2 separate regions of the Homo sapiens genome follow, and region 2 is linked to region 1. Evidence: read pairs that join two places in POLR2A ChIA-PET (ENCODE). Cell type or tissue: OCI-LY7. All regions are shown on one strand. Links, peaks and the distances in the headings refer to the core of each region. The heading gives the core; the rest is flanking DNA. Region 1 overlaps GSPT1 (G1 to S phase transition 1). Region 2 overlaps SNX29 (sorting nexin 29).

What was found. Peaks named below come from ENCODE experiments on the same cell type or tissue, not always from the same donor. Only the 100,000 strongest peaks of a DNase experiment are listed, where the experiment ranks them.
Region 2: POLR2A ChIA-PET joins it to region 1 with 5 read pairs; 3 of 35 experiments call an interaction of 5 or more read pairs at or near these places.

The regions. Positions count from the first base shown.
Region 1 is chr16:11,883,064-11,895,123 of GRCh38, forward strand. GSPT1 (G1 to S phase transition 1) reads right to left here. Exons shown (of 15, transcript NM_002094.4): 5 at 11,891-11,924; 6 at 7,999-8,076; 7 at 4,507-4,687; 8 at 3,714-3,868; 9 at 3,408-3,548; 10 at 2,118-2,211; 11 at 1-32. Among named protein-coding and RNA genes, the nearest start is that of GSPT1, 27 kb to the right of the region's middle. In OCI-LY7, for the core only: no CTCF peak of the experiment used is centred there; no DNase peak of the experiment used is centred there.
Region 2 is chr16:12,004,289-12,016,348 of GRCh38, forward strand. The region is part of intron 3 of SNX29 (sorting nexin 29); the gene reads left to right. Among named protein-coding and RNA genes, the nearest start is that of SNX29, 34 kb to the left of the region's middle. In OCI-LY7, for the core only: no CTCF peak of the experiment used is centred there; a DNase peak (open chromatin) is centred at 6,573.

The sequences.
Region 1 (12,060 bases), core at 2,641-10,640:
TCCAGCTTTCCCAGGACCACAGTGCCCATATCCTGATCAAATGTAAAATAAAATCCAGTTTCAGACTTCTTGGTGCTGTATAACAGCTCAATAGCCCAAAGTGAAATTCTACACTGCTTATTCATAAAGGAAAATCATTTGCTTAAGTAGAAGGCTTAGGTTCATCTTAAACTCAGTAACAAATACTCTATAATAATTTGTGTCATAAGCATATGTATGATCATATTAATAATTCAGTATGCCTATAATTTAAAAAGAAAATGGCACAAGCTGGATGTGGTGGCTCAAGCCTATAATCCCAACACTTTGGGAGGTGGAGGTGGGTGGACCACCTGAGGTCAGGAGTTGGAGACCAGCCTGGCCAATATGGCGAAACCCCATCTCTACTAAAAATACAAAAAAAAAAAAAATTGCCAGGCACGGTGGAATGCCTGTAATCCCAGCTACTCCAGAGGCTGAAGCAGAAGAATCGCTTGAACTCAGGAGGCAGAGGTTACAGTGAGCCGAGACTGAACCACTCGACTCCAGCTTGGGTAAAAGAGCAAGACTCTGTCTCAAAAAAAAAAAAAGGCTGGGCTCAGTGGCTCACGCCTGTAATCCCAGCACTTTGGGAGGCCGAAGCGGGTGGATCACAAGATCAGGAAATCGAGCCCATCCTGGCCAACATGGTGAAACCCCGTCTTTACTAAAAATACAAAAATTAGCTGGGTGTGGTGGTACCTGCCTATAATCCCAGCTACTCGGAAGGCTGAGGCATGAGAATCGCTTGAACCCAGGAGGCGGAGGTTGCAGTGAGCCGAGATCATGCCACTGCACTCCAGCCTGGTGAAACAGCGAGACTCCATCTCAAAAAAAAAAAAAAAGGTGCAGAAAACAACACAGAAGTTTATGTTGGAAGATCTGAACTGTTTGTACAAATTCAGGTTCTCCTGATCTCTAGGCCTGTTTCCTCATATATAAAATTGGAAAAAGCAATACTTGTTAAAGAAATTTAGAACGGAGCTAATTAAAGAATAATGTATTTGAGGAGGGGAAAACATTACATACATTGATACCGCAAAACTTAAAAATTCAAGTTGGAAATCCAGTTAAAAACAAGGAAGTTTATTTTTTTTAAGACGAACATCCAGTGCTGGTGAGGCTGTGGTAAAACTAACACTCATGCTGCTAGTGGTGACAGAAGTTAGCACAGTATTTTTGCGATGCTATTTACCAATATGCATCAACTTTAATAAGAAAATCCTTTGAGCCCAGCAGTTACATCTATGAGTTTATCACTAAGATATGATCCCTGGCTCATCGGGAAACAGCTAAAATAAACTAAACTTGTTGAATAAATTATGGTCTATCTATACCACTAATATAAAGCCATTAAGAAAAAGACATCAATGTTATGTTGTTAATAAAGTTTTTGGACCGGGCATGGTGGCTCATGCCTGTAAGCCCAGCACTTTGGGAAGCCAAGGCGGGCGGATCACCTGAGGTTAGGAGTTCGAGACCAGCCTGGCCAACATGGTGAAAACCGGTCTCTACTAAAAATACAAAAAACAATTAGCTGGATGCGGTGGCACACGCCTGTAGTCCCAGCTACTCAGGAGGCTGAGGCTGGAGAATCTCTTGAACCTGGGAGGCAGAGGTTGCAGTGAGCTGACATCACACCACTGCACTCTAGCCTGGGTGACAGAGTGAGACTCCGTCTCAAAAAAAAAAAAAAAAAAGAAGGCCAGGTACGGTGGCTCACGCCTGTAATCCCAGCACCTTGGGGGAGGCCGAGGCAGGTGGATCACAAGGTCAGGAGATCGAGACCATCCTGGCTGACACAGTGAAACCCCGTCTCTACTAAAAATATAAAAAATTAGCTGGGCGTGGTGGCGGGAGCCTGTAGTCCTAGCTACTCAGGAGGCTGAGGCAGGAGAATCACTTGAACCAAGGAGGCAGAGCTTGCAGTGAGCTGAGATCGCGCCACTGCACTCCAGCCTGGGGGACAGAGTGCAAGATTCTGTCAAAAAAAAAACAAGAAAGAAAAGAAAAGAAAAAAAGTTTTCAAAACTAGAAACAAAATGCACAACAATGATTTCCCCTCCCAGGAAACCCAATTTCTTTAACATTTTGGGTACCTTGTACTTATCCACAATTGGCAGCCTGATTGGTCCATCAACTGATCTATTGAAGTTCGGCAAATTATCCAGATATGGAATAAACGGTAATCCACTGAGAACATAACAACAAAGCCATTAAAGGAAGTCAACATAAATATCAAAATGTTAAGTTACATGACTATAAACAGCTTCTAATAATATTTTCATTCTACTCATGTATTCTTCCCATTCAACCACTTTATTATCCATTTCATCTCACTTATTCCACAGAAAACTATTATAAAACTGCTCAGTATAAGGCTTCCTCATAAACTTATTAAAATTTAGAGAAATATTTTATAGCAAATAGCCTACATGTAATAAATTGACTATATTACTTTTTATGGACTTTTCCAGCTATGAAACCAAGATTCTATAAAATAATTTCCCCTTTAAACATACAGTATTGGCTGCGTGCAGTGGCTCATGCCTATAATCCCAGCACTTTGGGAGGCCGAAAGGCAGGTGCATCTCTTGAGCCCAGGAGTTCGACACCAGCCTGGGCAACATGGTGAATCTGTCTCTACTAAAAATACAAAAATCAGCCGGGTGCGGTGGCATGTGCCTACAGTCCCTACGACTTGGGAGGCTGAGGTGGGAGGATCTCTTGAGCTGGGAGGCAGAGGTTGCAGTGAGCCGAGATCATGCCACTGCACTCCAGCCTGGTTAACAGAGTGAAAACCTGTTTCAAAAAAACAAACCAAAAAAAAGAAACACGGAGTTCAAGAATAAACTCGTATTTATGGTCATTTGATTTTCAAAGAGGGAGCCAAATCAATTCAATGAAAAAAGAATAGTCTTTTCAACAAATTGTGTGTAAACAATTAATATACAAAAACAAAACAAACCTACACATAGACCTTACATCTTACACAAAAGTTAACTCAAAATCAAATACATATCTAAATGTAAAAAACTTCAAAAATAAAACCTTTTGTGCTTCAAAGGACACCATCGAGAAGTGAAAAAAGGCAATCCATAAAGTGGGAGAAAATACTTGCTATAATCATATTGTAGCTGATAAGGGACTGGTAGCCAGTATTAAAAAGAACTCTTAGGACTCAGTAACAAAATGACAACCCAGTTTAAAAATGGGCAAAGATCTTAGTATTTTTAAAGCCAAGGTTACATTTAATATTTTCTTAAATTACTTATAAAGATATATGCTCAAAAGCATATGTTAACATGTTACTCAGCATATGTCTTTATAAGTAATTTAAGTAATAACATCCTTTTCCTTTTTAAAAAAAGGAAAAAACAGTTACTTACATGTACCAAGGACAGAAATCCGACTGCTCTTTGAGATTTGCTCCAGTAAGTCCTGAGCAGGGCATAAAGTGAATGTCCTTTTTGGGATTGAAGCCAACTTTTTTCAAAAATGGCACTAGTTTCTCCTTACATTCTTCATATCTGCAATTATAATGTAACCAAAATAACTCAATTATAATGTAAACCAAGAACTCTAGTTTCCTAAGTAAACAGATTAAGGTTTAGAAAAACCCTAGAGAAAAAGTCGTACAATAACAAAACCATCCTTAATCCCACTAACATAAAATACCAGACATCTACGCTCACCTCTCATTGCTCCAATTTACTGTTGGATCATCCATCTTATTAATTAGCACAATTAGGTGTTTTACACCTGCTGTCTTTGCCAACATTGCATGTTCTCTTGTCTGTCCTCCTTTTTCAAATCCAGTTTCAAACTCTCCTTTCCTGGCTGAGATTACCTAATTCCAAGAAAGGAAACAGTTTACTCCTTCGCCTTCAGGCATACCCTTATGGCAGTAAAACATCTTTCCTTTCAGTTATATCACGAGTTTTTTTTTTTTTTTTTGCAAGAAAATAGAAGCAAACGAGTTATGACGTACCTGCTTTTGAATGTCACAAATCAAACAATGTCTAGATGCTTCCAATCCCCCACATTCCCAAAATCTAGTATACCTGCATATTTTAAAATTCCAACATTTACTTTCTAGCTATTGTAACTACAAAGGAAAAAAAATTGTGATCTACTACCAGTACATTGTGAAAAGCGCAAAATGACTGAAGACCGTATGAAACAGATGGTTTCCTATTCATTTTTTACCCATGGTGCCTAACGGTGGGCTTGGCATTTAATGGAGACTAAGTTCTGACATGGTAATAGATAATAGCAACAGGAGAGAAAAGGTGAAACGTATTTTCAGAAGTAAATCAAATTTTGAAGATTTCTTGAAGAGAGATTAGTATGATGAAAACTGTGACCGTGTACATCATTATATTTCACTGCAACCTGAATTTGAGCTTTTAGAAGATAAATTCAAATTTAAAGATATAAGCGGGGCTACTAACAAATATACAGATGGACTGGAAATGTCTTTCTTACCAGCACAGCCAAATCAGCTTGAGAGGCACCACCAATCATATTTGGGACAAAACTCTTGTGGCCAGGGGCATCTAGAATTGTGAAATGCTTCTTTTCGGTTTCAAAATAGGCACGACCCACTTCTACTGTTTTACCCTTGTCTCGTTCTTCCTGATTTGTGTCTAAGGCCCAAGACAAGTACCTGAAATAATTTTTAAAAAAAGAACAATATTCCTAAGAACATCAGAGTTTTTAGGATATTCTTCACCATTAAAGATATAATGGATGACACACAACACCTAAATCACGAACAAGATTGGTGAAATGAAAATTGAGCCGGGTGCGGTGGCTCACATCTGTAATCTGAGCACTTTGGGAGGCCAAGGCGGCGGATCACAAGGTCAGGGGTTCGACACCAGCCTGACCAACATGGTGAAGCCCTGTCTCTACCGAAAATACAAAAATTAGCTGGGTGTGGAGGAGCCCACCTGTAGTACTTAGGAGACTGAGGCAGGAGAATCGCTTGAACCTGGGAGGAGGAGGTTGCAGCGAGCCAAGACCGTGCCATTGCACTCCAGCCTGGGCGACAGAGCAAGGCTCCGTCTCAAAAGAAAACAAAGAAATTGAAAGAATAGGGCTGGGCGCAGTGGCTCACGCCTGTAATCCCAGCACTTTGGGAGGCCGAGGCTGGCAGATCACCTGAGGTCAGGAGTTCGAGACTAGCCTGGCTAATATGATGAAACCTCATCTCTACTAAAAATACAAAAGTTGGGCATAGTGGTGCACACCTGTAGTCACAGCTATTTCGAAAGCTGAGGCAGGACAATCGCTTGAAGCTGGGAGGTAGAGGTTGCAGTGAGCCAAGATCGTGCCATCGCACTCCAGGCTGGGCAACAGAGGGAGACTCTGTCTCTCAAAAAAAAAAAAAAAGGGCTAGGTGCAGTGGCTCATGCTTGTAATCCAAGCACTTTGGGAGGCCAAGGCAGGCGGATCACCTGAGGTCAAGAGATTGAGACCATCCTGGCCAACATGGTGAGACCCCATCTCTACTAAAAATACAAAAATTAGCTGGGCATGGTGGCGGGCGCCTGTAGTCCCAGCTACTCGGGAGGCTGAGGCAGGAGAATCGCTTGAACCCAGGAGGCGGAGGTTGCAGTGAGCTGAGATCGCGCCACTGCACTCCAGCCTGGTGACACAGTGAGACTCCGTCTCAAAAAAATAAATAAATAAAATAAAACTGAAAGAATGTATTATTTTGATTCAAACCCTTAGAGCTTTTATATAAACGCAGTCAATTATACCATCTAGAACTTTATGGCAAGTTGACTACACAGAAAGACTAACTACAAATGCCAATATCACTGTGTGTTAAGTGATAATGAGCTCCCTTATTACTTCATTTTTATACTCACATGGCACAAAATACAACACAAATAATGGCTGTCTTGAGAGTTAAAGGGTAATAATAAAACTTTTTTGGATGGATGCTGTGGCTCACGCCTGTAATTTCAGCATTCTAGGAGGCTGAGGCAGGCAGATCACAAGGTCAGGAGATTGAGACCATCGTAGCTAACACGGTGAAACCCTGTCTCTACTAAAAATACAAAAAATTAGCCAGGCGTGGTGGCGGGTGCCTGTAGTCCCAGCTACTTGGGAGGCTGAAGCAGGAGAATGGTGTGAACCCAGGAGGTGGAGCTTGCAGTGAGTGGAGATGGAGCCACTACACTCCAGCCTGGGCAACAGAGCCTAGGTCGTGCCCGGCACCCCCACCCCTCTTCTTCTTTTTTTTTTTTTTTTTTTTTTTTTTTGGAGATGGGAGTCTTGCTCTGGCCAGGTTGGAGTGCAGTGGCACCATCTCGGCTCACTGCAACCTCTGCTTCCCAGGTTCCAGCTATTCTCCTGCCTCAGCCTCCCAAGTAGCTGGGATTACAGGTGCCCACCACCACGCCCGGCTACTTTTTGTATATATATTTTTTGAGATGGAGTTTAGCTCTTGTTGCCCAGGCTGGAGTGCAGCAGCACCATCTCGGCTCACCGCAACCTCCGCCTCCCAGGTTCAAGTGATTCTCCTGCCTCAGCCCCCCGAGTAGCTGGGATTAGAGCATGCGCCACCATGCCCAGCTAATTTTGTATTTTTAGTAGAGACAGGGTTTCTCCATGTTGGTCAGGCTGGTCTCGAACTCCTGACCTCAGGTGATCCGCCTGCCTCGGCCTCCCAAAGCGCTGGGATTACAGGCGTGAGACACTGTGCCCGGCCATTTTTGTAGTTTTAGTAGAGACAGGGTTTCACCATATTGGCCAGGGTGGTCTCGAACTCCTGACCTCAGGTGTGATCTGCCTGCCTTGCCTCCCAAAGTGCTGAGATTACAGGCTTGAGTCACCGCGCCTGGCCCAATAAAAGTTGTTTTCCTTTTTTCTTTTTTTTTTTTTGACATGGTGTCTCACTCTGTTGCCCAGGCTGGAGTGCAGTGGTGCAATCTCGGCTCACTGCAACCTCCGCCTCCCGGGTTCACGCCATTCTCCTGCCTCAGCCTTCCAAGTAGCTGGGACTACAGGTGCCTGCCACCTTGCCCAGCTAATTTTTTGTATTTTTAGTAGAGACGGGGTTTCACCATGTTAGCCAGGATGGTCTCGATCTCCTGACCTCGTGATCCGCCCGTCTTGGCCTCCCAAAGTGCTGAGATTACAGGCTTAAGCCACTGTGCCAGGACTAAAACTTTTTAATAAAATAAAAAATAACTGTCCTCAGATATTTTTGAAAACTGAAAGCCACTAACGCACCATGTGGGAGCAATGGTTACTTGCTAAAAATTGCTTCAATATCACACTGCCAGGCAAAAATTCATATAAATTCAAACCATCCGTAATAGTGGGCATTAATTTAGCTTACCTCATCATCTTCACAGCATGTCCTCAATTTTTTATAACAACACTGACTAGCATTTCTCCCGCTTATTTTAGAGGAATATAATTTTATTTTAAAAAAATGACTGTCAATATCCCATTGAGGTAAGGCTTGCTAACTTTTTAAAAATAAAAGTAACAAGGTTAGAAAACAAAAAAGTTGACTGTCTCACCATTCAAAGGCAACCACTGTCAATAATTCCATTCCATTTTATTTCCAGCATTTATTTATATAATGGTCATATCTTAAGTACAGGGATGTTTCCTGCTTCCCCCCAACTGCCACCACAACGCAAGTTCTATTCATGGTTACTATAAATTATGTAAATGTAAGTTTTCAGTGGTTGCAAAATCACCCAATTAAATGGATGGTTTATAGTATTTTCAACAAGTCTATCACCAGATATATGGATTGTTTCCAAATTTCTCTGTGTAAGTTATTAAAGCATTAGGAACTCATCTACTGTGTATTATGAGGAGAGGGGAAATTTCCTTTGTTGTGATACGATTTTAGACTTCAACAATTTATATTTTAACAGGCTCCAAAAGCACTAAGTGGGCATCGTCTCCTTAAAAGTAATTTATAAGTGTCATAAAAGTTTACTATACCAAGTTTCTCTGTTTTTCTCTTTAGCTTCTCTTTCATACTTTTCAAGCGTCCTTTTGTCAACCATTCCAGTCAAATACCTGAAAACATTTAAAGAAAAAAAAAAGTAAACAATTACTCACAAATTACTCAGTGGAATTAGGAAAACGTGAAAATTGTCGAAAATTTCAACGTCAGAAAATAGTTATTTTATATGTGTGTGTCTGTCTAAAAAAATATAAAATATATATATAACATATATAACATATTTTTATATAAAATATATTACACATTTTTATATAAAATATATATATTACATATATATATATATTTTTTTTTTTGAGACAGAGTTTCGCTCTTGTCATCCACCTGGAGTGCAATGGCACAATCTCGGCTCACTGCAACCTCTGCCTCCTGGGTTCAAGTGATTCTCCTGCCTCAGCCTCCTGAGTAGCTGGGATTACAGGCACCCACCACCAAACCCGGCTAATTTTTGTACTTGTAGTAAAGATGGGGTTTCATTACGTTGGCCAGGCTGGTCTCGAACTCCTGACCTTGGGTGATCCACCTGCCGCAGCCTCCCAAAGTGCTGGGATTACAGGCGTGAGCCACCACGCCTGGCCATATTTTTTTTTTTTTTTTGAGACAGGGTCTCGCTCTGTCGCCTAGGGTGGAGTGCAGTGGCGTGATCTCAGCTCACTGCAACTTCCTCCTCCTGGGTTCAAGCGATTCTCCTGTCTCAGCCTCTCAAGTAGCTGGGATTACAGGCGTGTGCCACCATGCCTGGCTAAGTTTTTGTATTTTTAGTAGAGACTGGGTTTCACCATGGTCAGGCTGGTCTCGAACTCCTGACCTCAAGTGATCTGCCAGCCTCAGCCTCCCAAAGTGCTGGGAATACTGGCATGAGAACCACCACGCCTGGCCAGAAAATAGTTAAAGTAAAGGAACCACTGGTGGATGCTAAAATTATGGAAAGTGTAAGTGGAAAAAGGATATTTACAGTCTCGAATTAACAGACAAAGTGGCCTGGTGTGATGGCTCATGCCCGTAATCCCAGCACTTTGGGAGGCTGAGGTGGGAGGATCCCTTGAGGCCAGGAGTTTGAGACCAGCCAGTGCAACACAGTGAGACCATCTCCACATAAATATTAAAAAATTGGCCTGGTGTGGTGATGCATGCCTGTATTCCTAGCTACTTGGGAGGCTGAAGTGAGAGGATCACCTGAGCCCAGGAGTGTGAGGTTACAGTAAGCTATGATTCCACCACTGCACTCTAGCCTGTGTTTAAGAGCAAGACCCTGTCTCTAAAAAAAACAAAAAATCAGGCCAGGTGTGATGGCTCATGCCTGTAATCTCAGCACTTTGGGAAGCTGAGTTGGGAGGACTGCCTGAGTCCATGAGGTTGAGGCTGCAGTGAGCCATGATTACACAACTGCCCTCCAGCCTAAACAACAGGGAGACCCTTTCTCAAAAAAACAAAAAAAACAAAAAAAACAAAAAATAAAAAATGGCCGGGCACGGTGGCTCAGGCCTATAATCCCAGCACTTTGCGAGGCCAAAGCAGGCGGATCACAAGGTCAGGAGTTCAAGACCAGCCTGACCAACATGGTGAAACCTCATCTCTACTAAAAATACAAAAAAATTAGCCAGACGTGGTGGTGCATGCCTGTAATCCCAGCTACTTGGGAGGCTGAGGCAGGAGAATCATTTGAACCCAGGAGGCGGAGGTTGCAGTGAGCCAAGATCACACCACTGCACTGCACTCCAGCCTGGGCGATAGAGATTCTGTCTCAAAAAAAAAAAAAAAAAAAAAAAAAAGAAAAGAAAAGGGAAAACAATAACCTTATAGTGGACAATCTTGACAGATGACACCTTAACCAAGTAATCATGACTAATTTCACCAGTAATAAGGAAGTTTTGATGAATGACTATGGTTATAAGATGTCAACATCAGGGCAGGATGAATGAAGGGAACTTCCCGTACTGTTTTTGCAACCATTCCGTAAATCTAAAATTATTTCAGAATATAGTAGGTTTTGTTTTTTGTTTTTGTTTGTTTTTTTTAAGTAAATATAAGGTGGGCATGGTGGTGCAAGCGTGTAGTCCCAGCTACTTGGGAGGCTGAGGTAGGAGGATCAGTTGAGCACAGGAATTTGAAGCTATAGTGCGCTATCATCCTCCCCCCTATAAATAGCCACTACCCTCCGGCCTGGGCAACACAGCGAGACCCTGTCTCTTAAAATAAATATAGTTTTATTTTTATTTTTTATAGAAATGAGGGTCTCACTATATTGTCCTGGCTCTTCTTGAAGCCTGGGCTCAAATGATCCTTCCGCCTTGGCCTCCCAAAATGCTAGGATTACAGATATGAGCCACCATGCCCAGCCAAGTAAATTTAAAAATAAAATAACAAGTAAATGTAAATGTAGGTACTATAGAAAAGAAAAAAAAATTGCAACAATGTTGTCTAGGCAAGTAAGTCTTATTACTTGTCAAAATGAGATAATAATTTCAAAATAGTTCGTTAGTAATGCATACTTCCTTGACTCAATCCAATTCAAAGCTCTCCTTTCCCTATAGCTTTCATCTGTGTTCTCCACGTAGACATCTATAGTGCAGTGCACCTAAGCATTTGCATGTAGAAACCCAGTGTGACGCCACCAAAACTTACAGCCCATCAGCAAAAAATATACACTGTCCTGAAACATAACATCATATGGCTGTGACACTTCAACCACAGAGACCTGGGGAAGGACCCCTGTTTAACAGCCTGTCTTAGAGTCTCTGTTGTGGAAATGTTCAAAAGTAACTGGCAAGATTACCAATGATGATTAGCCAGGTGTGGTTAATCACACCTGTATGCCAGCACTTTGGGAGGCAGTAGAGGTGGGCAGACCACTTGACCCCAAGAGGTCAAGACCAGCCTGGGCAATATGATGAAACACCACCTCTACAAAAAAACACAAAAATTAGCCAGGCTTGGTTGCATGCACCTGTGATCCCACCTGCTTGGGAGGCTGAGGTGGAAGGATTGCTTGAGTCCAGGAGGTCGAGGCTGCAGTGAGCCAAAATCATGCCACTGCACTCCAGCCTTGGTGACAGAATGAGACCCTATCTCAAAAAAAAAAAAAAAAAAAAAAAAAAAAAAAAAAAAAAAATTTAACTAGGCAAGATGATGGCAAGCCCTCTAGGTCCTCTGATGACACAGTTCAAAGAAATGGGTCTAATTTAGAGAAGCAATTAAAAATTTAGGACTTTTTAGTTATCAAGATTTGTCAATACTAAAATGCATTACTAAAGGCCAGCCACGGTCATTTCATACCTAGGAAATTTCTATAATACGATCAAAAAATTATCTTAGCATTTTAGCTAGTCTACCTGTCTTTTATTAAATCCATATACATTTAAGGAGCTGATGAATGAGGAAAAAACAGTTCCCCCATTCACCAGATTCAAGAGCTGGTTGTCATTATTCCCATGTATGTTATATGCAAAGGAGACCAAGTTTCCCATAATCTAGAGTTCTGTGTTCATTTTTTATTTTTAAAAAATGTAAAAAGCTTTCAGAAACACATTTAACACTAGTAATAATCACATTACAAAAACTACTACTTTTAAAAAAATTAAAGTAGAGACAGAGTCTCATTGTCTTGCCCAGGCTGGTTTCAAACTCCAGACCTCAAGTCCAGTGATCCTCCCACCTTAGCCTCTCAAAATGCTGGGATTATAGGTGTGTTCCACCACACCAGGCCAAAAATCACTTCTTAACATCAGTATTGTGTCCCAGTAATTTTATTTTTAATTTTTCTTTGGGGGACCTGTTTTATCTCCTTTGTGTGACTGTATGAAGGTTTACAATGCCTAAAATTCATTACATCAATTTAACTCTGTTATTTAACAAAAGATACAGACTTACATTATTTGTCCTCCAATGGTTGACTTGCCAGCATCTAAAAGTAACATCAACATGCAAACCATAGGTTAAAACCAAAAACCAATGGCTAAATATGCAAACAACAGCACCCTTTAACATACATAATTAAATCTTCCATATGAATTTGGGGCATAAATCCTAGTTCATTACCC
Region 2 (12,060 bases), core at 2,800-10,799, 120 kb after region 1:
CGAGATTGCGCCACTGTACTCTAGCCTGGGCGACAGAGCAAGATTCCATCTCAAAAAAAAAAAAAAATTCCTAAAAATGGCCATTGACATTCACGACCCAGGAAAGGCTGACATCATTGCATAAGCTGATAACATTGGCTGGAAGGAGACACATAGGGCTTGGTAAAGGTAGGAGACACATAGGCATCCAGTCCTTGCTGCAAATGCGTTGTGAGCTCAGTCAGAGCTGATCCTTGCTCTGTAGCCCCTGGGGTGGCAGGAGGGACATTCCTGTGTGGGAAGGAAAGGGAAGGGAACTTGCTTGCTCAATGTTCATCTCATCCTGGAAACTGTTCATGTCCCCCACCCTCTCACCCTAGCCCACCCTCCTGTGTCCATCGTTCCTCTTTCTGTCCTTTCCTACCCTTGTTCTTTTGTAGAATTTTAACAGCCATGAGAAAGCATGTAGACCTTCCTGGAATAGAGCCACGTGGATGATTTGAAACTGGCACAGATTTAAAATGATGCACCCTATTATCCATTCCTTCTTTGCTTAGGTTTTCTCCATTGCACGTATTACCATCCAACAAACTATATATACATTCGGCTTTTTAATTTTGCCTATTACCTGTCACTATAATGTCGGCTCTGTGCAGGCAGGGATGATTTGCTGTCTTGTTTACAGATGTTTCTCTAGTGCCTAGAAGCATCTAGAAGGTGCTCAGTAAAAATTTGTTATCCGGATGAGCGTGTGTATCACATTGTACTGTAGTCAAGCATTTAAATATGTGTGCCACCACGAAGCCTGTAAGATTTGAAGGCAGAAAGGGTGTTTCTCCATTTATTTTTAAAATTTTACTTCTCAGTGTTGTACACAAGCACTTTGTGCCTGTCGTACATTAGATTCTCAGTATATGTTTGTGGCATTAGATCATTCGACTGATTGATCAATTTAGTCCTTCTTGAGGGCCTACTATGGGGCCTGGCCTTGGTCCACACAGGGATCCAAGGTCTGCTTGCATCAGAATCACCTGGGAGGCTTATTGATTAATGATCCTGTGTCTAAGTCCTGTCCTAGTTGTACTGGAGCAGGATGTGTATATGTGCATGAGTGTGTGTGTGTATGCCTGAAGCCGAGGAGCTTGCTGAGAATTTGCATTTCAACAGGACTCCCAGGTGATTCTGCTGGACACCAAAGCTTCCAGTGCAATCACTGTTCCAGGGTCTGGGATGCAAAGGTAATTAGGAAAGACTCCTCCTTCCTGGCCGGGTTGGTTTGTCTGTGTGTATGGGTGTGTGTGCCGTGTGTGTGTCTAAGTATCCATGACTTCTTGACCACTTTTCTTCATTACCATGCTGTCCACTTCCTGAGAGAGGCAATCCTGCTCTGAATGTTGGGTTAATGTATTCTTACACGGGTGGAGTATCCCTCATCCAAAAACCCGAAATTCAAAATGCTCCAAAATTCAAAACTTTTTGAGTACCAGCATGATGCTCAAAGGAAATGCTCATGGAAGCCAGTTGGATTTTGGAGTTTTGGATTAGGCGTGCCTAACTGTTAAGTATATAATGCAAATATTCCACAGTCAGGAAAAATCTGAAATCCGAAACATTTCTGATCCTAAGCATTTTGGATAAGGAATACTGAACCTATATAATAGAATTTACTACCATAACCTTTGTTATAGAAAATGTTCTATTTTATAGTAGAATTTAAAAAGTTAATTCTTTCTGTGATAACTGTTGTTTATGGCTAAAAGGAGTACGTGGCTTACTATTACTAATAATAGGCCAGGCGCTGTGGCTCATGTCTGTAATCTCATTGCTTTGGGAGGCTGAGGTAGGAGGATTGCTTGAGGCCAGGAGTTCAAGGCTGCGGTGAGCTATGATCGTGCCATTGCATTCTAGCTTGGGCAATAGACAGAGACCCTGTCTCTAAAATAATAATAATAATAATAATAATAATAGCCAGGCATGGTGGCTCACGCCTGTAATCCCAGCACTTTGGGAGGCTGAGGCGGAAGGATCACCTGAAGTCGGGAGTTTGAGACCAGCCTGACCAACGTGGAGAAACCCCGTCTCTACTTAAAATACAAAATTAGCCAGGCATGGTGGCACATGCCTGTAATCCTAGCTAAGCAGGGAGGCTGAGGCAGGAGAAGTGCTTGAACCCAGGAGGCGGAGGTTTTGGTGAGCCGAGATTGCGCCATTGCGTTCCAGCCTGGGCAACAAGAGCGATACTGTCTCAGAAAAAAAAAAAAAAAAAAGCAATAATAATAGTTATAGTTTGTGACTACTTTTGCTACATTTTATTTATGTTGATTCCTAGTCCTCAGAAGGAGCAGAAGTATTACCCTTTCTTTTTTTTTTTGAGACAGGGTCTTGCTCTGTTGCTCAGCCTGGAGTACAGTGGTGTGATCATGGTTCACATCAGCCTCAACCTCCCAGGCTCAAGATCTTCCCATCTCAGCCTCCTGAGTAGCTAAGACTACAGATGCAAGCCACCATACCTGGCTAATTTTTGTATTTTTTGTAGAGATGGGGTCTCACTATGTTGCCCAGGCTGGTCTCAAACTTGTGGACTCAAGTGATCCTCCCACCTTGGCCACCCAAAGTGTTGGTATTACAGGTATGAGCCACACTGTGCCTGGGTTATCCCTTTTTTACTGATGAGAAAACAGATTCAGAGAGGCAAAATGCCATAGCCTACGTTAGACGTTTTGGAACGGCTAGAGTTCCATGACTTGTTCTTTCTCCCTTGTGTGCTATTTAGTGACTAAATGGTTTTTGAGGCTGAGTTTAAAAAAAAAAATTATTCTCCTCTACCTCAGTGGGATTCCTTCTTAATATCAGAGACCTGGTCTTACCTTTGAAATGTATTTGGGTAAAGGTGGCACCACCTTCATGTTGGAAAGGCCACATCATTGTCCCTATTCTGTGAGAAAGTTGAATCTCGGCTGGATGCAGTGGCTCACGCCTATAATCCCAGCCTTTTGGGAGGCTGAGGCAGGCGAATCACTTGAGGTCAGGAGTTCAAGACCAGCCTGGCCAACATGGCAAAACCCCGTCTCTACTAAAAATACAAAAATTAGCCAGGCGTGGTGGTGCCCACCTGTAATCCCAGCTACTCGGGAGGCTGAGACAGGAGAATCGCTTGAACCCAGGAGGCAGAGGTTGCAGTAAGCCGAGATCACACCGTTGCAATGCAGCCTGAGTGAGAGAGTAAGACTCTCTCAAAAAAATAATTAAAAAGAAGAAGAAAGTTGAATCTCAAGAGGGAAAGTCAGCGAACATTTAAAAATAACTTAGGACTGACAAGATAGATGAGTTGCCTCCCTTCCTCACCGCTGATAGCTGGCCCGGCCCTGGAGTTGAGCTCAAATCCACTCACTTCCCTCCAACTCCTCTCCTGGCCCGCGGTCCCCATCACCAGCATCTCACAGCATGGCCGCTGCAGCCTTAGGCTCTTCCCATTCGTTCTTGTCCTGCTTCCACCACATTGAATGCAGAATGCAGATTCCCTCACCTCATGCTCCCTTGAAACCTCCCAGCTGCCTTGTCTTTGCTCTTGGGAGAAAGACCCACGTCCTTAACACAGCCTGGAGGCCTCACATGCCCTGCTCTCTGATCCAGCCATCTGCCCTTTTTCTCCTTTTGTTTTTAAAGCTTTTCACTACTTTTTCTTTCTTTTTTTGAGATGGAGTCTCGCTCTGTCACCCAGGCCGGAGTGCAGTGGCGCTATCTCGGCTCCCTGCAAGCTCTGCCTCCCAGGTTCACGCTGTTCTCCTGCCTCAGCCTCCCATGTAGCTGGGACTACAGACGCCCGCCACCATGCCCAGCTAATTTGTTTGTATTTTTAGTAGAGATGGGGTTTCACCGTGTTAGCCAGGATAGTTTTGATCTCCTGACCTTGTGATCCGCCCGCCTCGGCCTCCCAAAGTGCTGGGATTACAGGCGTGAGCCACTGCGCCTGGCCTGCTTTTCGCTACTTTTTCAAGGAAATTTTTTTTTCTTTTTTTGAGATGGAGTTTCGCTCTTGTTGCCCAGGCTGGACTGCAATGGCGCGATCTTGGCTCACCGCAACCTCTGCCTCCTGGGTTCAAGCGATTCTCTTGCCTCGGCCTTCCAGGTAGCTGGGATTACAGGTGTGTACCACCATGCCTGGCTAATTTTGTATTTTTAGTAGAGACAGTATTTCTCCATGTTGGTCAGGCTGGACCTGAACTCCCGACCTCAGGTGATCCTCCCGCCTCGGCCTCCCAAAGTGCTGGGATTACAGGCATGAGCCACCGCACCCGGCCTGGATCATTTTTGACTTACAAAAATGACAGCTTGTTCAAAATAGTTAAAAACAATATGTTTTTCGTATGCCTCTCTTTTTTAAAAGAGTGTGCAGATATCAGGCTCAGAGCCGTCCTCTGGCCATGGCAGAGAGTCAAAATTTATTACATTAATTGTATTTAGTTTTTTTTTTTTTTTTCTTTTTTAACTTGAGATGGAGCCTTGCTCTGTCGCACAGGCTGGAGTACAGTGGCGCAATCTCAGTTCACTGCAACCTCCACCTCCCGGGTTCAAGCGATTCTCTTGACTCAGCCTCCCTAGTAGCTGGGACTATAGGTGCGCGCCTCCAGGCCTGGGTAATTTTTGTATTTTTAGTAGAGACGGGGTTTCACTATGTTGGTCAGGCTGGTCTTAAACACCTGACCTCAAGTGATCCACCTGCCTCAGCCTCCCAAACTGGTGGGATTACAGGCATGAGCCACTGCGCCCGGCCTATGTTTAGTTTTAAGGCTACTGTTTTTATGTCATATGATGCTAGTTTACCATTTACAACTGTGATGGAGCTTTCCATTTTTTAAATTTTAAAATAATTTTTAAACAGGTGTATGTAACTGAACAAAGTGAGTCAAATTCAAGACAAATAAGTAAATAATAGTACATATCCTTACACCGAAAAAAAGCTGCCAAGGTGTTGGTGGATGAGTAATGTTTCGAGTAGAGACAGTGCTAGCAGGACAGAGCAGACCATTGCTGGATTTGGGAGCCTAAATGGTGCACCGTATTTTGCCAAAATACAAAATCCAAGGTGGATGTGTGTGAGCATGTTTTTGTATGTGTGTGTGGGTATGTGTGTGAGAGATATATATATGTATACATGTATATATATATTTTTATATGTGTGTGTGTATATATGTGTGTGTGTGTGTGTGTGTATATATATATATGTATATTTGATCTTGTGAGAGACGGACACCGTGAGATGCTGCCATCTTCACATGGAACATAAAACAGTATTGACATTAGGGGAAATGCAGGCGAGACTTGTTTTTTCCTTCAGATGGAGTCCTGAGAAGCCTCCCCAGGAGGAAGTGGTGGCAGCCGCTGGGCTCTGAAATGCGCGCTTCTCTTTGTTGGTGGTGTTTTCTAGCTCTGTTTTTCTCTAGGAACAAAGACTCGTTCTTATGGTTCATTGAAATTATTCCATGTTCTTTCAGTCAGACTGGCCTGTGAAGAAGCTTTAAGATATCTTTGGAATATTTTGCCCTCTAGAAATAATGGCCCAGGAGCTTTGTAGGCCCTAGAAGTTACCTCAAAGACTAGAAACGTGATTGTTCCGCCAAGGCGTCTTTGTCCCATACGGAATCAGAGGACGTGATCTGGAAGTTTTCCCTTCAAATTATGAACAGGAATGCTAACGGGGGCAGTGGAATCAGCATGGGCTTTGGAGCTTGGCATTTGAATCCTGGGTTTGCCAGTTCTGGGTTGTGTTGCGATTTTGGGCAAGTTTCTTTCTTGCACCTCAATATCCTCAACTCTGAAATGGGTAGTATAATGGTATTCACTTCAGAGGGTTGTTATGAGTCAGTTCATGTGCAACCCTTAAAACATTGCCTGGCAGGTAGTAAGTTTCCAGTAATTGTTAGCTGTTGTGATTTTCATTATAAGGATATGTAAGGTGTTTTGACACTTGGTAGACATTTACCACACACTCACACACTGGATCTCTTTGCCATATGGGTGGCAGTGAGTTGGCTTCAGGTATTCATCTGCATTTAGAAGTTGTTAATTATGGCCAGGTGCAGTGGCCCGCACTTGTAATCTCAAGCCCTTTGAGAGGCCAAGGTGGGAGGATCACTTGATCCCAGGAGTTCGAGACCAGCCTGGCCAACATGGCGAAACCCCATGTCTACAAAAAAACCAAAAATTAGCTAGCCAGGTGCGGTGGTGCAGGCCTGTGGTCTCAGCTACTCAAGAGGCTGAAGCGGGAGGATCACTTGAGCCTAGGAGGTCGAGGCTGCAGTGAGTCATCAACCCGCCATTGCACTCTAGCCTGGGCGATGTGAGACCTCGTCTCAAAACAAACAAACAAACAAACAAGAAATTGCTCTTTTTAATGAACTTTCAGGTGACTGTCAGAAGAAATCATAGGAGAGCATTTCTTCTCCTTTCAAAGCATGCAGAAAAGAATGATTTGTTTTGGTGATTTTTTTTTTTTTAACCTTTTGAGGAATTAGAATCAGTTTTGGACTTTTCAGGAAGCTAAAAACCAAAACCAGCTGCCCTTTGTTGTTCCTGATGTTATTCTTAATGCAGTTGAAAACTGTCACGTGTATCCCCCAGAGGACTTACGAAACGGAATGGCTTTTTCAGGCTTTTTTTTCTCTTTTAAATATCTCTGAATGTTTGTCATGTGATTTTTATGTTCCCTGCATCACAAGTTTCTTACCAGCCTCTAACTAGTTTGAGGTGTTGACTGGATGTTACGATTCTTGTCATCCTGACCAAAAATCCTGGGGTTCATTAATTGGACTCTCCCCCTCCCTTACCCCAAGTACTTTATTTCCACTTTGAGGCTCTGTAGTAGACAGTCCATATTGCATACTCTTTTATTTTACTGCTTGATTAAATGAATTGCTTGGGGTTTTTTTTTTTTTTTTTTTGAAAAAAGATTATTTCTAGCAATGGGGAACCTCCAGGACGTTTAACAAATCTAAGCCCATTTTTATATCTGATTTTTTTTTTTTTGAGACAGGATCGCACTCTGTCGCCCAGGCTGGAGTGCAGTGGCGTGATCTTGGCTCACTGCAACCTCTGCCTCCCAGGTTCTAGCGATTCTTGTGCCTCAGCCTCCGAGTAGCTGGGATTTTAGGGGTGTGTCACCACACCCAGCTAATTTTTGTGTTTTTAGTAGAGACGGGGTTTAACCATGTTGGCCAGGCTGTTCTCAAACTCCTAACCTCAGGTGATCCACCCTTCTTGGCCTCCCAAAGTGCTGGGATTATAGGCGTGAGTCACTATGCCTGGCCCTGAACCTATTTTTATATCTAAATTTAAATTAATATTTGTCTTACTTATATTGATAGTTGTTGAGAAATACTGCCTAGGCCATAATAAACATTATGTTAGCACCGTCATCTTCGTCATGAACCTGACAGTGGAGAGAGGTGGTGAGCATGGGGTGTGAGCTTTGGTGTCAGATATACTTACCTTCATGCCTCCTTCAGCCACAAATCACCAGTTACCAGCTGTGTAATTTTGGACTGACTTAGCTCCTTTAAACCTCGCATGCACCATCTGGAAAATCAGATAATAATAATGATACTCACTTGCTAGGGTTATAGTCAGGATTAGCTGTAATAATATTTGCTTGGTACACCCAGTTAAAACGTAATAAACTCAAAACTTTTTTTTGTATGACTAGACATACCTGTGTTTTTTGACAATTACTAGTAACTGAAGGTTGGAGGGATTGCCTCATTAATTCCTTCATTCAACAGGTATTTATTTATAGAGTACTATGTTGGCATTGGCGATGCAAATTGGATGAGATGGTTGCTGTCTTCAAGAAATTCAAAACTGAATCTGGGAGTTGGACATGTAAATTGTGGGCAATTATGGTGACCTGTAATAAATATTAGTTGTCATAGGGCGACAGCAGGGTTGTTAGCGGTCAAATAGGTGGGATAGGAATTTTAGGCAGAGGGAATAGCAGATGTGAAAGTGCAGGGATGTGGGGCAAAGTGGTGGGGTGCATGAATGAGTGTTGTTTGGTTTGGGAGATCAGTTGGAAAGTCAGCAGGTTCTTCTCTGCTATCACAGGGAAGTATTGGAATGCCATCAGTTAGGGCAGTATTTCTTTTGTTTATTTTTTATTTTTGAGACAGAGTTTTGCTTTTGTTGTCCAGGCTGGAGTACAGTGGTGCAGTCTTGGCTCACTGCAACCTCCGCCTCCCACGTTCAAGTGATTCTCCTGCCTCAGCCTCCCGAGTAGCTGGGACTACAGGCGCCTGCCCCCATGCCTGGCTAATGTTTGTATTTCTCGTGGAGATGAGGTTTCACCATGTTGGCCAGGCTGGTCTTAAACTCCTGACCTCGTGATCTGCCCGCCTCGGCCTCCCAAAGTGCTGGGATTACAGGCGTGAGCCACCGTGCCTGGCAGGGCATTATTTCTTAAACTTAGGCCATTGTGTACCATTTTCACCATTTTTGCCATTTCTATGTTCCATCTGAGCCAGAGGTTGGCTTGAGGTGGAATTCCAAGGCACTGTCTACTCTGGTCTGGTGCTGGTTATATTTTTTCCTGACACACATAAATGTTTATCTGGGTTTCCCTAAAATCGTGTCATGTACTGTGTACCTACAGCGTAGTATGGTACCAATTGGGAAAAAAGAAAGAAAATGACAAAGTCACATTTGCATTTCAGGTAGATAGCTTCTGCCCAGGATGCATGGGTTGGGGTGGGTGGAGGAGTGGAGGTGGGTGGGGTGAGATGGAATCTGGGAGAACCGGGGTTGGAGGGCAGAGTGAAGCAGGGACTGGGGAAGAGACAGAAGGATTGAGGTTTGGGACTGAGCCTTGATGAGATTCAGTGATTACCCAGATGTGGAGGTTGAGAAATAATGTCATGGCTCTACCATGGAAGCTTTGCATAAAACAGCAAAGCCAAATAGCCAGCAAACATATATTAGGAAAATAAAGACACCGAAATTCACTAGTAGTCAAGGAAATGCAAATTAAAGCAACAGTGAGCTGCCTACTTTTCACCCATCAGACTGACAAAACCTCAAAACAACAGTCAAGATTATTGTTAGTGGCCAGGCACGGTGGTTCACGCCTGTAATCCCAGCACTTTGGGAGGCTGAGTGGGGGACAGATTGCTTGAGGCCAGGAGTTCGAGACCAGCCTGGCCAACATAGTGAAACCCTGTCTCTACTGGGGGAAAAAAAAAAAAATATATATATATATATATATATATATATATATATATATATATCGAGAGAGGAGAAAAGGGTGGTCTCATGCACTGCTGGCCAGAAAGCAGGAATGAAAAGAAATATATATTGGTTTTTAAATTATTTATTTTTATTTATTTATTATTTATGTATTTAATTTTGTGATGGAGTCCCGCTGTGTTGCCCAGCCTGGAGTGCAGTGGCATAATCTTGGCTCACTGCAACCTCTGCCTCCCAGGTTCAAGTGATTCTCCTGTCTCAGCCTCCCGAGTAGCTGGGATTACAGGTACATGCCGCCATACCCGGCTAATTTTTTTTGTTTTGTATTTTAGTAGAGATGGGTTTCACCGTGTTGCCCAGGCTGGTCTTGAACTCCTGAGCTCAGGCAATCTACCCGCTTCGGCCCCCCAAAGTGCTAGGATTACAGGCATAAGCCACCGTGCCTGGCCTTTATTTTTATTTATTAAGAAAATGTTTTTAAAGACGGGTCTTGTTATATTGCCCAGGCTGGCTTTGAACTCCTGGCCTCAAGTGATCCTCCCTCCTCAAACTCCCAAATAGCTGAGACTCCAGGTGCATGCCACTGTGCCTGGCTGAGTTTTTATTTTTTTAAAGCAAGCTTTTGGTTTGAATTTTTTGTTCTCTCAGGCTGTGGACTTTGACCAGACTTGGAGATCCCATTGACTATTGGCTTCATGTGATTTCTCGTGTCTCATTTATTCACGCCTGCATCCAGGGGCTCTTGTTTTTCTCCATTCTCTTTTTCCGTTTTGATTTACTGGCTCCTGCAGCAGATTCCTTCTCAGTGCCAGCACCTGTTCCTGATTTTGTCATTCCTCATCCGCCAAGAGTATCCAGGCAGCATTTGCATCTAGACCAAGAGTTGGAGATCTGTCTATACCAGGGAGGACAATTATTGTTTATATTAGTAACATTTGGAAATTATCAGAGCCGGGCGCGGTGGCTCATGCTTGTAATCCAAGCACTTTGGAAGGCCGAGGAGCACAGATCACCTGAGGTCAGGAGTTGGAGACCCGCCTGACCAACATAGAGAAACCCTGTCTCTACTAAAAATACAAAATTAGTTGGGCGTGGTGGTGCATGCCTGTAATCCTAGCTTCTCAGGAGGCTGAGGCAGAAGAATTGCTTGAACCTGGGAGCCAGAGGTTGTGGTGAGCCGAGATCATGCCATTGTACTCCAGCCTGGGCAACAAGAATGAAGCTCCGTCTCAAAAAAAAAAAAAAAAAAGAAAAGAAAAAGAAAATCATCAGAAATTATGATTTACCATTTAAAGATAGGTTATTTTTCCATTTTCTGGTTCCTCTGTACAAAGATTAATTTGATTATTTGTATGTACCTTTCTGCTATTCTCAAACCTTCACACTTATGGTACCTTGAAAACTGCTGCCTTGTGAGTTATCACTGTTGCAAAGCATGAATTTTTTTCTTTTTACTTTTTGGTCAACTATTTTTTTTGGGGGAGAGGGGGAGGGTCCCGTTTTTTCTGTCCTGTATGTTTTCCTTCCCTTTGGGTTGCTTATGTTAATGACCAAGAATTATTTGTTCTATATTTTTCCATGCGTACACAATTATTTACAGATAAAATAGCCATGTATATATACACATATATGTAGCCTTATTGCCATTGTTTTACAAAAATAGAATCATACATAATGCTGTGCATTTTTATTTTTTATCTTGGTACTCCTGCACTGAAACATTTCCAAGTTATAGTTCTTTTTTTTTAATTTTTTATATTTTTTGGAGATGGTGTCTCACTCTGTCGCCAGATTGGAGTGCTGTAGTGCGATCTCAGCTCACTGAAACTCTCTGGTTCAAGTGATTCTCCTGCCTCAGCGTCCGGAGTAGCTGGGATTACAGGCACGCACCACCATGCCTGGCTAATTTTTGTATTTTAGTAGAGATGTAGTTTCCCTATGTTGGCCAGGATGGTCTTGATCTCCTGACCTCGTGATCTGCCCGCCTCAGCCTCCCAAAGTGCTGGGATTATAGGCGTGAGCCACCGTGCCTGGTCTTTTTTTTTTTTTTCCGAGACGGAGTCTTGCTCTGTCGCCCAGGCTGGAGTGCAGTGATGCGATCTTGGCTCAGTGCAAGCTCCGCCTCCCGGGTTCACACCATTCTCCTGTCTCAGCCTCCTGAGTAGCTGGGACTACACGCGCCCGCCACCGTGCCCGGCTAACTTTTTGTATTTTTAGTAGAGATAGGGTTTCACCGTGTTAGCCAGGATGGTCTCGATCTCCTGACCTCGTGATCTGCCCACCTTGGCCTCCCAAAGTGCTAGGATTACAGGCGCCTGAGCCACTGTGCCCAGCCTCCAAGTTATAGTTCTAATGATTCTTTTTATTTATTTATTTTTTTTGGGACAGAATGTCGCTCTGTCACCCAGGCTGAAGTGCAGTGGTGCAATCTTGGCTCACTGCAACCTCCACTTCCCAGGTTCAAGCAATTCTCCTGTCTCAGCCTCCTGAGTAGCTGGGATTACAGGCGCCCGCCACCACGCCCGGCTAATTTTTGTGTTTTTATTAGAGACGGGATTTCACCATGTTGGCCAGGCTGGTCTCAAATTCCTGACCTCAAGTGATCTGCCCACCTTGGCCTCCCAAAGTGCTGGGATTGCAGGTGGGAGCCACTGCCCCCGCCCGGCTAATAATTCTTTTTAAAAGGCTACATTGCATTGCATGTTGCAGATGTACAAACAGTTGCCTGTGGAATACTGACTTTGTTTCTGATTTTTACTATGATGGACAATGAAGCAATAGACATTCTTAAGCATCATTTTTTTTTTAATATACTGAGGATTTTATATTTCTGGTATAGGTTTCCAG